Linked DNA regions of Mus musculus: region 2 is linked to region 1. Evidence: chromatin loops called from intact Hi-C (ENCODE). Cell type or tissue: left cerebral cortex. All regions are shown on one strand. Each heading gives the region's core, and the rest is flanking DNA. Links, peaks and the distances in the headings are about the cores only.

Region 1 (7,377 bases), core at 1,037-6,036:
TCGGCCTCAGTGGAGAACGTTAAAGAACCACTCGCAGCCGGGCGGTGGTGGCACACGCCTTTAATCCCAGCACTCGGGAGGCAGAGGCAGGTGGATCTCTGAGTTCGAGGCCAGCCTGGTCTACAAAGTGAGTTCCAGGACAGCCGGGACTATACAGAGAAACCCTGTCTTGAAAAACCAAAAAAAAAAAAAAAAAAAAAGAACCACTCCCAATTTGAAAACTAGTTTTAGGAGAAAAGTAGTAAGAAATTCCCTTGCTTTTTCTATACATCCTGTACCCCGGGGTAACCTAAAGGCTATCCAGGGCAGACATGCCAATTATGAGAAGATTCGAGCTAATAAGATAATTGCCACGTCACCATGATGTAGCCAGCCCCCCTTCATCATGAACATCTCCTAGCATCACACACATGGAAACAACAAGCACATGCTAGGTCCTTTGCAGTGATGGTAGCACACAGTAGATCCCTTGCAGTGATGGTAGCACACAGTAGGTCCCTTGCAGTGATGGTAGCACACAGTAGGTCCCTTGCAGTGATGGTAGCACACAGTAGGTCCCTTGCAGTGATGGTAGCACACAGTAGGTCCCTTACAGTGATGGTAGCACATGCTAGCTCCCTTGTAATGATGGTAGCACATGCTAGGCCCCTTGCAGTAATGGTAGCACACAGTAGTGATAGTACACAGCATTGCAGATTAAGTCATACTGCAGGGTCTGGAGAGTCACTTTACTTCTTATCTACAACTCCTGGTGGCAGGGAACATGTTCAATGACTCAGGAGGGCAATGCCACTGGGCCAACCCAGGCGACGGGAACCTCCGCTAAACAAGCAAATCAGTGCTCTCAATTTCAAAAACAGCGAGACAGTAAACGTAACTGCAGAGTGAGGGGCAGACCGGGAAATAAAAAGAATCCAAAGCCATCTTTGTCAACGAGATGCACCTCACTGGACCAGTCCACAGTCTAGGAAAAACGGTGTTTGGGAATTGGGCTGGCAGCTAAGAGTGCATGAGGCCCGTGCCAAGGGTCTGAGCTCAAGTTCCAGCAGCCAGGTAGGGAGGTTCACAACCATCTGTACCTCGTTACGCCCTCTTCTGACATCTGCTGACACTGTACACATTGGACACACACCCACACTCACGTGTATACCTATAAACATAGTCACAAGAAAAGATACATCAAATGAATGAATGAATGAATGAATGAATGAATGTCAGGTACACTGATGCCTGCCCTGTACTCCCAACTACCTAAGATGCTGAGGCAGAAAGAACACTTGAGCCCAAAAGCCCTAGTTGGCAACAGAGTGGTATTCAAAAGAATCAATAAAATATAGGTCAAAACCCTAAGAGAGGGAAATGAGCTATGGCTAGACACGCTGTCTGCACAGACTTGAGTTAATGCGTCTGCAGGCAACGGTGCTGACACTCCACAGGGAAAGCTCAGCTCTTAAAGGTACAAATTGAACTGTTCTTAGATAACAGGCGTGATATGTGGGAACGGCTTCAAAACGGAGCAAGCAGGGCCCTGGGTGACTCAAGTCTCAATGTGAGCTGATAAGTTACAGGTGCGTGGCTTAGAGACAAGCAGGGCCTTCTGATTCTGGTCGTGTGGCTTTGGAATGTTCCTAAAAGCCTAAAAAAGAAAATGTCCCATGACCCTTGGCCCTGACAGCAAGCAGCTGAGCAAGAAATCAAACAGAGTAAAGACAAGCAAGTTCCCTCCTCCCGCTGTCCCTCCGAGGAGTGGGCACAGGAGAGTTAAAACCCCTTCTGAGCCGACCACCTGCAGCCGAGGTCATCTGCCTCCCCTGGAGGTGTGAGAGAGGCTGCCTCAGTGCCAGAGGGAGAGCCTGGCACACTCAAAGCTATGTGTTCAATCCTCTGCACAAAATGTTCAAAAATTAAGCTGAATTCAAAGGCCTGAGGAAACACTGTAATTAGTGGCTAAGACATCAGCTTTCACAAATGGCTTTCAAATCCCACTGCTTGCAGACAGTCTTAGCAGAACACAAGGATTGTCAAGAGATGTTAATTTATGAAAGCAGAGTTTCCTGGGCATTGCCTGGAGAACCCCATTTGAGGATAGTGTCTTAATGGCTGGTCTCAATCTCCTACCATTATGAATACAACCTTTCTCCAGTGAAGCAATGGATCCTCTGACTTTTTAAAGAAAGTGTTTAAAAGCATTTTCTCTGGGTTCTCACTCAGAGTCATCACTGTCAACACTAAATAAGCTAGTGTCAGAGTGTCCAGGAACCCACGGGGCACACACAGCTGACCACACCTGCTTCCCAAGGCGTGGTCCACCTCTCCCTGCCTGGGTCATCTCCCTCTTGGTCTCTATCAATGGCCTCCTAGGTTGAGCTGAAAGTTGGAGCCACTTGGAAAAAAAGAGCCAGGAAATGCATCCCTGGACACATCTCAGGAATCAACCCCAAGCAAAGGCACAGGCAGAACTGACTGCTGACCTCTGACCTTGGATAAGGGCAGGGTTACCTCAGATGGCAGCCTCCAGGATCCCCTATACTCCAGTATCCACCCAGACGAGCGACAGTCAGGGGGAAAGCCTTGACCATGTTAGCAACAGTCTCCAACACCATCTCCAGAAGGTCCAAAGCTCTCTTCTGGCTTCCATGGGTACTACATGCATGTGGTACACAGACAGACAGGCAGACAGACGAAACACTCATGCAAATATAATAAAAGTAAACCCTAAAAAGAGAAAAGTCCTCAGGCAGTGGGCCGAACACTCAGGAGGCAGAGGCAGGCAGATCCCTGAGTTCAAGGCCAGTCTGTTCTCAAGAGTGAGTTCCAGGACAGCCAGAGTTACATAGAGACACCTTGTCTTAAAACAAACAAACAAAAACAAACAAACAAACAGTCTTGGCCAAAGGCCAACTTCACAGATGAAGCTGGCAGACTATATAGACTATAAACATATATATATATATAGACTTAAACAGCTGGAAAACTGGCTCAGCGGTTAAGAGCACTGACTGCTTTTCCAAAGGTTCTGAGTTCAAATCCTAGCAACCACATGGTGGCTCACAACCATCCATAATGAGATCAGATGCCCTCTTCTGGGGTGTCTGAAGACAGCTACAGTGTAGTTAACGTATAATCAATAAATAAATATATATATTAAAAAAAAAAGACTTAAACAACCATGCCGTGCCTTGCCCACGACTGGCTCCACATGCAGGAGAGTCCCCTGAGGCTCCTTTGATGCCCCCAACTTCACTCTCCCACAGGCAAGACACCTCATAACTCAAAATCCAGGCCTGAATGACGTGAGGAGGCAGGCTGTGCAGACTCTCCCTTTACAGTAAGGCTCCAGATGGTGAGTCATCTCTGTCCCCATGGCACTTCCTAGGAGGTGCACACAAGGGACAGATTACGGGGAACTCGATGCTCCGAGCTGGCTTTCTCTGACCTGCACGGGTGTGTTCCAAAGTCACGATCATGCTGGTTTCTCCACAGTCCTCAGCTTCACAGAAGAACATGGAGCACCACCTAGAAATCCCACGCAAGGCTTCTGCACCAGTTCCTCGCCACCTTTTCTCTGGCAGAGCTCCGTTAGCACCTAGGGAAGGCCCGGCTGGGGTGGGTGGCTCACACAGCTGTGCTGTCTTCCTAGAATAATTCCTTGTGCTATTGAGGCACCAGAGAGACAAGATGCCACACTCCGTTCATCCTTCCGCTCTCTAAAACTCAAAAGTCCAGCGGAACAACACGGAGCCGAGATCACTAAATGAGAAATCGCCTCGTAAAACCAGCTGTTAATCTAACAGCTCACCCCATGTGGCTCACACAACCTGTGAGGGTTAATAGTGACTGACAACCCGACGGGATACAGAATTACCCAGGAGACAAACTTCTGGGCAAGCATGTGAAGACAGCAATGAGCAGAGAGCTGGGTTCTTCAATCTGCTTTCTGACTATGGCGCAATATGACCAACTGTCTCCTGTTCTAGCCAACGCGCTCACCATCCGTGATGAGATATGTGCTCCCTCAGACTGTGAGCGGTACTACCAAGCCGGAGTAAGCACTTCTGCCTTCGTTTGCGTTTGTCAGGAACGGGATCACAGCCATGCATAAAGGAGCACGTATAACAGGTGTAACCTTAAACATCATCCAAACGTGGTGTCTTGGCTTTCAGAGACAGGCTTCACTCAGTAGCCCAGGCTGACCTGCAACTCTCTTTTCCTCTTGCTCAACCTCCCAGCTAATTGAGTAACAGGCATTTGCCACCACACCCACCCTATCCATCGGGGCGTGGATTTTGAAACGTGACTGGATCACTGCTAGCTACCCCATATAAAATTATCTCTGACTTCTCCAAATCAGCAGCGTCAATAGGCCAACCAGTCCATGAAAATGAAAGTATTTGTATTAGAAAGCCCGCTTCCTTTTGCTGGCAGGGAGTAGGAAGAAAGAAAGGTTTTCCTATCCGAACACAAATGACTCTTAGCTCCCCAGATTTCAGTGCATTAGAAGGTCTGCTAGTCGTCATGGTAGAGACACAATGTCACTGTGACCTCCAGGACTGGTCACCGGGTCCATCAAGGGAACGAAGCATCCATGCCCAGTATTAGATCATAAACCAACAAAGACCTGATCTAAAGGCAGGGCAAGGGAAGAGGTCTGACAGGGAAAGCCTGCCCACACCAGCTCCCACACTGCACTACCATACCCATCATCCTAATCCCTAATGCCTGGACTGACCCGGCAGGCCAACAGGACGGAGCGTCAGAAGCCAGAGCAAATGAGCTGCCCTCAGTAGCAGTTGATCTGGGTCCCAGCAAATGGCACATACTCTGTGACCCTGGGCTCATTAAAAAAACAGAGCTGTCAGCCTCTGCCCGGGGCATCAGGGTCTCCTAATCGCACTGCCATCCCAGATCACACCAGTCCACTCCAGTCGCTGAGTGCAGTAACAGGGGGTGCTGAACAGGTATGTGAGACAACCACAGGTGGTGATGGGTGTCCAGCTGGACACACCGCACTGACACACTGATTCACCAGTCACAGCCACTTTCCTGTACTGCATATGACTTTGTGACCCCAGGAGACACTGTAACCTGGACCGCATCCTAGTTGACAAACTCATGTGCCACCACTGCCCCGAGGCCATCTCTGCACCATTATCCCTAGGCTAAGATCAAACAGCAGCCACTTGGGATGCTAAGGGCAAAGTTTTTGACCTTAGTTAGATCAGCCCCAGCCTAGAAGGCCTGGGCTCATCTCAGAGCGCCTGAAACAGAAACTCAGCTCTTTCATTTATTTCTGGGGTGGCCCTGAGCACGAGAAACTGACAAGCTCGTAGTGAGGGACTGACTGATACTAAGAATACCTCCTACCTCACCCAGTTCCTAAAAACTGGGATAAAAGTAGCATCTTGGATAAAGGGCGGACACGTGGTTCAGAGCTTTCTATTACTACCAAACTACCTACACCGCATTGAGCATGGGTCCTAGTAATACTGCTATCACTACTACTACCACTACTGGGAAGCACTCCATTGTCCTAGTCAGGGTGACCATTGCTGCCATAAAAAACCAAAAGCAACTCGAGGAGGAAAGGGTTTATGCGGCTCACACTTCGACATCCTTACTCCAGCACTGAAGGAAGTAAGGACAGGAAGTCCAACAGGGAAGGAACCTAGAGGCAGGAGCTGCTGCAGAGACCATGGAGGGGTGTTCCTCACTGGCTTGCTTTTCTGGCTTCCTCCACCTGCATTCTTACAAAACTCAGGGCTACCGGCCCAGGGATGGGAGCCCCCACAATGCTCTGGGCCCTCCCACATTAATCACTAACTAAGAAAATGCCCAATGGACAGAACTTATGGAGGAATTCTCAATTGAGGGTCCCTACTTTCAGACGAGGCCCGCTGTGCCAAGTTAATAAAAAACTAGCCAGCACAGTAGGAGTATTGATTGCTACTGATAGTAACACCAAAGAGTACTACAGCTTCAGAGTATGAACACTGCTGGTCCTGCTGATAAGTAGTATTACTGTCACTGTCGCTGCCACTAGTCCTGGGGAGAATGTCCGGGTTCCCCAGGAACCCCCTTCTCTACTCTTCTGCCATGACTTTTCAATAAGCAGGTTCCTAAAAGAGTAGCCAGGGTTCCACGGACTGTGCTGTCGCAGGACTTCCTGCCTTCCTGCCCTTCCCGGCTCCAAAGGTGATCACTATGGGACAAAACTGACATCACTTCAGCATAGCTGTCCTCTCTCGCCCAGCTGCTGCTGCCTGCACCTCTGTAGCTGACCTACTAAGCGGGACCCACACTCACTGTGACACGTCAGCTGGGTAAACATCTGGGGCTCAGGACTCCAACTAAAGGGAGGGCAGCCTCTGACACCACGGACAACCACAAGCCAGGGACAGACCCAGACTCAGGGTGCTTCAAGACCATGATGCTTTCAGAATGTAAAGTGCCTGATTACAGCTGTAAACTACAGAACAAGGGGGCAGATGGATGCGCCAAGAAATGGCACACCTATGTGAAGCCACCCTGAAGCCCCTGGTCCCTGTGGCACTTAGCAGATGTCTGTTTTGTGCCCCCAAGCACATATTGAGACTCCGGAGCTTCCTAGAGGAATTCCACTAGCCATGGTTGTGCAGCGCATTTGACCGGGAAACTCTGCAAGGCGGCTACAGAGACAGCAGCTCACTGTGCTATTCATTTTAAACTCAGACTTTCTGCAGCCATGTAAAAAATACCATCCCCGTGACGCTCAACACAAGTAAAGCAAACCGAAAACCGGGCTAGGAGCCTGAGGGTGCACTCTCTCCCACCCTCAGGTTACCCCCACTCGTGGGGCCAGGGAACCGTGGGATGGGGGTGGGGGGACAAACCCCGAGCAAGAGTAGGGCTGAGGTGTGTCCAAACCCCTAAATCTTATCCTGAAATGAACAGGAGTAGGATCCCCACCCCCACCTGGGGCCTGCATGCCCCAGTGCACACAGTCCTGGGTCCCCGCTTTGCCTCACCTGAGGAGGCCACAAGGCCGGGGTTAAACTTCCTTTCCCTTTATAAGGTCATGTCCAGCAGCACCTGGAATGCCTCCTTATGCAAATGAGGCATCCCCAATACCCAGGTCCCAGCTAGAGATGGACACTCAACAGGACAGACAGCTCCTACTTAAACCCCAAAGGTTTAAATAGCCCTTGTGTTAGAATTTTGTCTAAGCTCCACCCCACAGTTACCTGGCAACAGCCAGGTGTACCTGACTCACTATAAAAGGGGCTGCTTGCCCCTCCTCTCTCTCTTGCTCTCTTGCTCCTGCTCTGTCTCTTGTTCCTGCTTCCCCTCTCCCCATTCCCCTCCCCCTCTCTCCACATGCCCATGGCCGGCCTCTACCTC
Region 2 (7,377 bases), core at 714-5,713, 89 kb after region 1:
AGAAAGATTACACGTCAGCAAAAGGGCATCGGGACTTTGTTCCTGTGGGCTGGGGGCTTATCTTTGTTCACATAGCAACCAGTTGATGTATGACTTTACCAGGCGTCAAGGGGCAATAGACAGAGGGGAGGTTCCAGCCAGATGGTATTGACTCGGACAAGATAGCCCTGCTTGTGTCCTTACATTCCTTCATAAGTGGGGGTTTCCCCATTAGGTTCTTTCAATAGATACAACCTGCCTAGCTTATGTGATGCTGAGAATCAAACCCAGGCTTGGTTCTCTCTGTCTCTGTCTCTGTCTCTGTCTCTGTCTCTCTCTGTCTCTGTCTCTCTCTCTGTCTCTGTCTCTCTCTCTGTGTGTCTCTCTCTGTGTGTCTCTCTCTCTGTGTTTCTCTCTGTCTCTCTCTGTCTGTCTGTCTGTCTGCTCCTCTCTGTCTGTCTGTCTCTGTCTGTCTGCCTCTCTCTCTCTCTCCATAAAAATCCCTAACTTTTGAGCCCCGAGGCTGACATCTGTTATCTCCTGTGTGAGATGCATGTCGGTCTGGAGCTCTGTCATTAAACTACCTCTCTGTCTCTCTGTCTCCCTCATGCTCACAGGCCCAATGTATGCAAGATAACAACAAAAATTTAAAATGAGTCAGTTGAAATGTTTTGATGATATTAATTTTGATGTCAACATCCACAACTTAGCAGAAGCTGAAAGGGTTGGTTCTATCTCCTGCTGTGCACCAGACCTGATCAGGGCACCTACTGCTGCTTCTGTGTCTCAGAGCTACCCCCCACCCCCAGCCAGTTTCATCTAGCTCTGGTTGACTTTGGCCTCCACAGTGAACAGGTGTGTGTTGTCTTCTGTCTTCCTCATGGCAGACTCAGTGACAAAGAGAATCTAATAATGAAGTCGTGGACAGGTTTCTTTCTCTTGGAGTCTCGGTTCCAAAATTATATGGTATATGTCCAGAGCCACAAAATCTTTGGCTGCCAGAGGTAGGTGACATGTGTGTCTTCTTTACTGGGGCTGTGGAGACTTCTTATTCTGTCTCCCTGATTTTCTTGGCCTTAGATTTCATCTTTAGGAAGGATAGGTTCTTCTTATGCCTTCAAAGTCATCTTGGAGAACGGTGCTCTGAGGATTATGAATGTTGCTTGAATCTACAATCCATGCTTTGCATGAAGAACTAGAAAACAATTTACACAAACTGGTGATGTTCTTGGTTATGGTAAATAAATTCAGAGTTTTTATTTCAACATCAAGATGAATAAGCTCAGGAGAGATGCCCTGCTGAGAACAGCAAGTACAATTGTGAGTGTGCTTAATGGCACCAAATCATCTCAGTGGAGTTAAGGTGGTAAAGTTTATCTCATGTGTACTTTAGCACAACATTTCCTAGTGCAAAGAGCTATTGTTCCTGAAGGAACCTGTTACCCATTATACAGCATGCAAACACCTATATCTATGGGCTTTGCAGAGGAAGTGTGTGTACACAGTGCCAGTAGTATAGAGACAGGACAAACTCCAACTACAGGGTTGGGAGTATTACGGGATTGGAAAACGGGTGGCCAGCTGTGGTGGTACATATCTAGAGTCTTAGCACTTGAGAGGCTGAGATGCAGGATGAGGCAGAGGACTATACATTCAGGCTAGCCTGAGCTATGTAGTGAAACCCTGTCTCCGATCAGAGTTGAGACTTGTAGCTTACTGGCAAACCATAGCCAAAGCTCTAGGTTCAACCTCCAGCACAAGAAGAAGAAAAAAAAAATAAGAAAAGGAAAGAAAGGTCATCTTAGGTATAAAGAAAGAGAATTATGTCAAGTTTCAAAACCAGCAACTGAGGTGCCCATTTAGCACATCAAAGCAGACCTGCCTCCAGGTTCTCCCACCAGGTTCCCAGCATCCCTCAGTTTCTACCTGTTATAGGGTATGGCTGGCATACCCTGCCCTCTAACCTGAACTCTCCAGCCCAGGGGCTGGGCTGTCTGCTTCCCAGAGGCTCCTTCTGATATAATCCAGACCTTGTGGTTACCTACCCGCCTGGCTGCTGTACTAAATTCTCCCTCTCCCCCTCCACCTCCCCCTCTCCCCACACGGTCCAGGGTCATCACCAGTCTGGACTCTCCCAGATGTGTCTGCCTCTCTGGCTACGCTCTTATACATATTTATAATAAACTTTCTCCTCCACCATGCCTAGCAGCAGTCCCATCCTTTCCTTTTTTATTTTTTTCCATTCAGCAAAGAAAAGAGTGGCATAATTGGTGGTGTGCAAGCCTTTCAGAAGATGGGGTGGGGGGGGCGGGGGAGGCATCACAGAGATTCAGCAGTGACCTCCTGCATCAAAAGCCACCCACTGACATCTACCCATATGCAACTGCCTAGCTGTGTGGCCTCTCAACTTAGTAACAAAGCAAGTCACTAAACTCATGGCGGGAGAGCATCGGTTCGGGCTTCTTTTCATTTTCACTGTAGACACTACAGGTCCCAGCGTGCACAGAAGGCTATAGAGCAGGAGCAGGAGAGCACTCAGTCATCTGTAGACTTTATAGGCTTCCTAAGACTCTGAGGCCAGGACTTTATGGAGTTAACATTTCAGATTCGCTTGCTGGTTGGTTTCCTGGTTTGTTTGTCAGCAGGCTAAGGGAGGGGGAATGGAAATTCACATTCTGGTCTCTTCAGCATCCTCTGGCTCCTTGGGATATCTCCATCCCTACCACCCACACACCCTGCTAACAGGAAGAGCAGCCAGCAGTCCCAGCCCAGGGGCGCTCAGCTGTTCCTTGGTTCAGACCTCCTCAGAGGTCCATAGCCATGCTCTGAGTGGGAACCAGGTATGACCTGACTAAATCACTGATAGGCTCGAAGTTGCTCCATGTTGTGTGACAGTGGCTTTCAGGCTGAGTCTCACCCTGGGTGAGACAAAAATGCTGAGACAGGATGACTCTGCAACTCTTGTGTACACATAGACACTACCACCCACCCAGCACCTCCCCTGAGCAAGCTGATGAGGGAATTTATTCCTGCAAATAAAAATGTTCCACCTATAAACTTACCAAAATAGAATGAGCATCCATAGGCACGAGGGTGTGATACACATTTAACACGCCTGCTGCCCTCCAAAGGTAGTGCTCCTCCAAAATCTACCACACCTGCAACCAGAATCTTACAAGGAACCAACCAAGTCTGCCACGTTTCTCTGACTCAGCTTTTTAGGTGACTCAGAATTATCTTTAAGACGAATTTCCTTGCTTTTCTGTTTTGTTTTATTTTATTTTTACTTGTAACCTTTGACCTCAAATTTCACATGTCTTGTGTGGTTCCTCTTTCTAGGTGATAAAAAGTTGTCATTGTCTTAGTTTCTTTTATAAGACCAGGTTCTTAGTTCACAGAGCTCAGCTTTGCAGCCTCTCCAGTGGGCTCTTTAGCTGCTCCAGTAGCTATCCTTGCCATTGATCTCTTCCTGGTGCACACCAACTGGGTGTCCGGCAATGGGGAGAGGGGCCCACTGCATTCTAAACAGAACTGTTAACCGGAAGCCAGTCACCACTGGAAGCCATTGTGATGACCGAAGCCTGATTAACAAGTGAATCACATTTGTACACAGTGAACAAGTGAATCAGTAACTCGGGAAAGAAATATGACACTGGTCAGTTTATATCAGAGACGGGAGATGGGAAATGAGGACAACAGACAGGAACAGCAGGGAGAATATAGGCGTCATGAGGAAGCTGTGTCAGAGACAGATGTGTGCATGTATACCTTTCTGTGGCATCATAATTCATTGATTAACAGTAAACTTGCAAGTCATGGCAGGTTAGTGGGTGCCCATTAGTCAAGTGTTCCCAGTGTCTTTGGTAGCTCTGGCTGAGACAAGCGTTGGCTCTTTTATTCTGATCCTTTGAAAGATCAGTGCAGAAATCCGAGAAGGCCAGAGATATCACATCTACCTGGAGTTGGAGTTCCAAGTGGTTGTGTCAGTGCTGGGAACTGAACCCTGGTCTTCTGCAAGAGCAGAACACGTTCTTAACCACTGAGCTATCTCCAGCTCTTTTTTTTATTATAATCCTATCTACTAATGTTAACTCAGATAACACATTACCATTACACATCATATAGTAAATTCTCTCTCTCTCTCTCTCTCTCTCTCTCTCTGTGTGTGTGTGTGTGTGTGTGTGTGTGTGTGTGTGTGTGTGTGTGTGTGTGTGTGTGTTCAAGAGATTTCAAAGAGGCCTGGCAGGCAGAAGCAGAGGTTGATGGAGATACCGAAACTGTCTGTGCAGAATAGAATACTAAACCAGTTGGAGATCTAATGTAGCTCTTGGAGTTACAGGCTTCACTACCACCACCACCATCACCACCATCACCATCACCATCACCACCATCACCACCACCACCACCATCACCACCATCACCATCACCATCACCACCATCACCACCACCATCACTGCCACAATCACCACCACCATCACCACCACCATCACTGCCACTATCACCACCACCATCACCACCACCATCACTGCCACTATCACCACCACCATCACCACCACCATCACTGCCACAATCACCATCACTGTCACTGCCACCTCCTCCATAGCGTTAAGTTGCAGGGTCAGAGTTTGATGCACTGGAGACTGTAAAGATGAAGGTCAGCAGGGGGCCCCAGTAAATGAATGGGCAGACAGACGGACAGCTGGGCAGATGGTAACTTAAGTAGGCTGCATCAGTGGGGATGGTGGGGGTGGGCTATGCTGAGCTCAAGTTCCTGGCACAGGAGGAAGTTCTCTGCCTGTTAGCTCCTGAACACACCAGGTGACACATGGTGGGATCCAGGTGAGAAAAATCATAGCTTCTTCTCAGTCCCCTGTGTCCAGCGAGCTCCTGCGCCTGCCTCTCCTGAGGTGATCTTACCGTGTGTTCCCACGTAAGTCCTACTTACATTGGTGCATTTACAGTCAGTTGCCAATCTGGGTCCTGTGGTTGTGCAGGGCAGATGGCCTGTTTCCCTTTCCATCCAGTTATGCTGGCATCCTGCATCCTCCACAGGGAGTCAGAGCTACCCGTGAAGGAGGGTCTCTCGGAGCAGGGCACAGCGTGGTCATGACTGAAAGGAAGTGGGGGCATACATTTCAAAGAAGATTTAGAGCTGGCAGTAAGTTAGGAAAATATGTACACGCCTATGCACATGGTGTTAGAAGCTCTGTTGCTGCAGTCCTGGGAACCGAGCCCAGGGCCTCAAGCATGCTAAGTGCGGGGCCTCTGTCGCTGAGCTGTTCCTCATCCTTTAACTTCTTAAATATGGAAATGGTAAGATGCTGCAGGGGGCATTTCCCCTGCATATTTTAGTTATATACTGTATATACCTAACATAACATACTAAATTTTAATTGCGTAAATGCAGTCTAAGTATGATATTTCTAAGAAAATTACACAAAACCCCTAAAGTGACTAAAAATGATATTCTAAGAAAAAAAATTTAAATAAAAGTGAGGGCAACAATGTTGGATAGTGTACACTGGATGTCTATTGTCCTCCCCTTTACACACCGGAGCCCTAACTCAGACTGACTGTATCCTGCAATAAGGTTTTTTGTAGAAATAAGGACCATAAAATGAGGTCGCAAAAACTGGGGCTCTGAAAAGACTGTCTTCTGGACAGGACAGAGCTGCCCACTCATGAACTTGGGAGGCAGAGGCCAGAGGATCTCTGTGAGTTCCTGGCCAGCCTGGCCTATTTAATGAGTTCCAGGACAGCCAATACTATTGGGGATTGGTTCTAATGTTTTGAAATAATCCAGCCCCCAAAATCGGGAAGCTGCGAGTCCAAACGCTGAAGGTCCTTGTTCCCAGTTGGCTTTTGATCAATCAATAAAGAGCCAATGGCCAGTGTCTGGGCAGGTAGACTGAGGCAGGACTCGGAGAATGAAAGGGGGAGAATCATCATGTCTGGGGAGGGGGCGGCAGAAAAGGGGAAGGATGGGTGTAAGAGCTGCAGGAAAGAAGGCCAAGCAGCCATGTAAGAATTTGGGTAAGTGACCACTGACCACTCAGGAGTCCTGGAGAGGAGCAGAGCATTTGCTAGAGGGGGGAAGGTTTAGGAGAGCCCAGCCTTTGAGCTAGCCAAGGCATTTAAAAGTTAACTGGTGTGTGTGTGTGTGTGTGTGTGTGTGTGTGTGTGTGTGTGTGTGTGTGTGTGTGTGTGTTTGCCTGTCTTTCATTCGCAAACCTAGAGGGCTCTGGTGGGTGTCTGGGAGCGCAGATCAGTTAGCTAAACTCACTGCTACAAAAGTGACACAGAGAAACCCTACCTTGAAAACCCAAAAGAAAAGAAAAGATCCCAAAGACACACAGATATATATTGGGAAACTAGTGCTGATTTTTCAAAAAATATAATAGCATAGACAAAAATCTGACAACATTAGTGAATGAGAGAGAGAAAGAGATGGAGGCTAAATTAAAATCTAAGATGAAAAGGGAATTTTTTAAGAGAACATTGAAAACAAATTGATACAAATGAAATTCAGTAATACAGTTTAACATATTAATATATTTAACATTATATAATCATATATTATATAATATACTTATATATTGCACAATATATGTTTTATATTACATAGAAATGTAATATATATTTATTAAATATATAAATATATTTAATTATAATAATTATACTGTATTATATTTATATTATATATTATACTATATTGTTGTATAATATATAAATATATAATATAAAATAAATAAAACTATTCATATAAATATTTTATAAGTTATATATTATATTACTTGAGACTCATCCCATGGACAAGCACCAGTCCCTGAAACTATTAATGATACTCTGTTATGTTTGTAGCTAGGAGCCTGGCATAACTGCCCTCTCAGAGGCTCCACCTACAAGCTCACTCAGACAGAAACAGACAGACACCCACAGCCAAATAGTAGGTGGAGTTTGGGGACTTTTATGGAAGAACTGGAAGAACGATTGCAGCCCCTAAGGGGATAGAAACTCCACAGGAGGATGAACAGAGTCACCTAACCTCTACCCTTGGGGCTCTCAGAGTATGAACTACCAACCAAAGAAAATACAGAGTCTGGAACTAGGCCTCCCCACACATGTAACAGATGTGCAGCTTGGTCTTCATGTGAGTCCCAAACAACTGGGATTGGGACTATCCCAAAAGCCGTTGCCTGTCTGTGGGATATGTTCTTCTAGCTGGGCTACCTTGTCTGCCTCAGTGGGAGAGGAAGCACCTAGCCTCACAGAGACTTGCAGTGCCAGGGCAGGGGGAGACTCAGGGGGCACCTGTTCAGAGAAGGGGGCTAAGGGAGTATTGTGGGAAGAGATGACCTGTAGGGAAGCAGTGAGCAAGATATAAAGTAAACAAGTAAA

The links. Hi-C counts contacts between places; a loop is a spot of excess contacts. Peaks named below come from ENCODE experiments on the same cell type or tissue, not always from the same donor. Only the 100,000 strongest peaks of a DNase experiment are listed, where the experiment ranks them.
Region 2: a loop joins it to region 1, with 4 times the contacts of the local background. A loop is called at or near these places in 2 of 42 quality-filtered maps.

The regions. Positions count from the first base shown.
Region 1 is chr14:118,658,843-118,666,219 of GRCm38, forward strand. All of the region lies in intron 3 of Abcc4 (ATP-binding cassette, sub-family C (CFTR/MRP), member 4), which reads right to left. Among named protein-coding and RNA genes, the nearest start is that of Gm52104, 20 kb to the left of the region's middle. In left cerebral cortex, for the core only: no CTCF peak of the experiment used is centred there; DNase peaks (open chromatin) are centred at 1,488, 1,859, 3,527 and 3,938; H3K27ac peaks cover 1,254 bases.
Region 2 is chr14:118,747,820-118,755,196 of GRCm38, forward strand. It overlaps Gm46484 (a long non-coding RNA gene), which reads right to left. Exons shown (of 3, transcript XR_001781464.2): 2 at 4,925-5,089; 3 at 401-1,174. Among named protein-coding and RNA genes, the nearest start is that of Gm46484, 4.3 kb to the right of the region's middle. In left cerebral cortex, for the core only: no CTCF peak of the experiment used is centred there; DNase peaks (open chromatin) are centred at 2,716, 2,950 and 5,061; H3K27ac peaks cover 495 bases.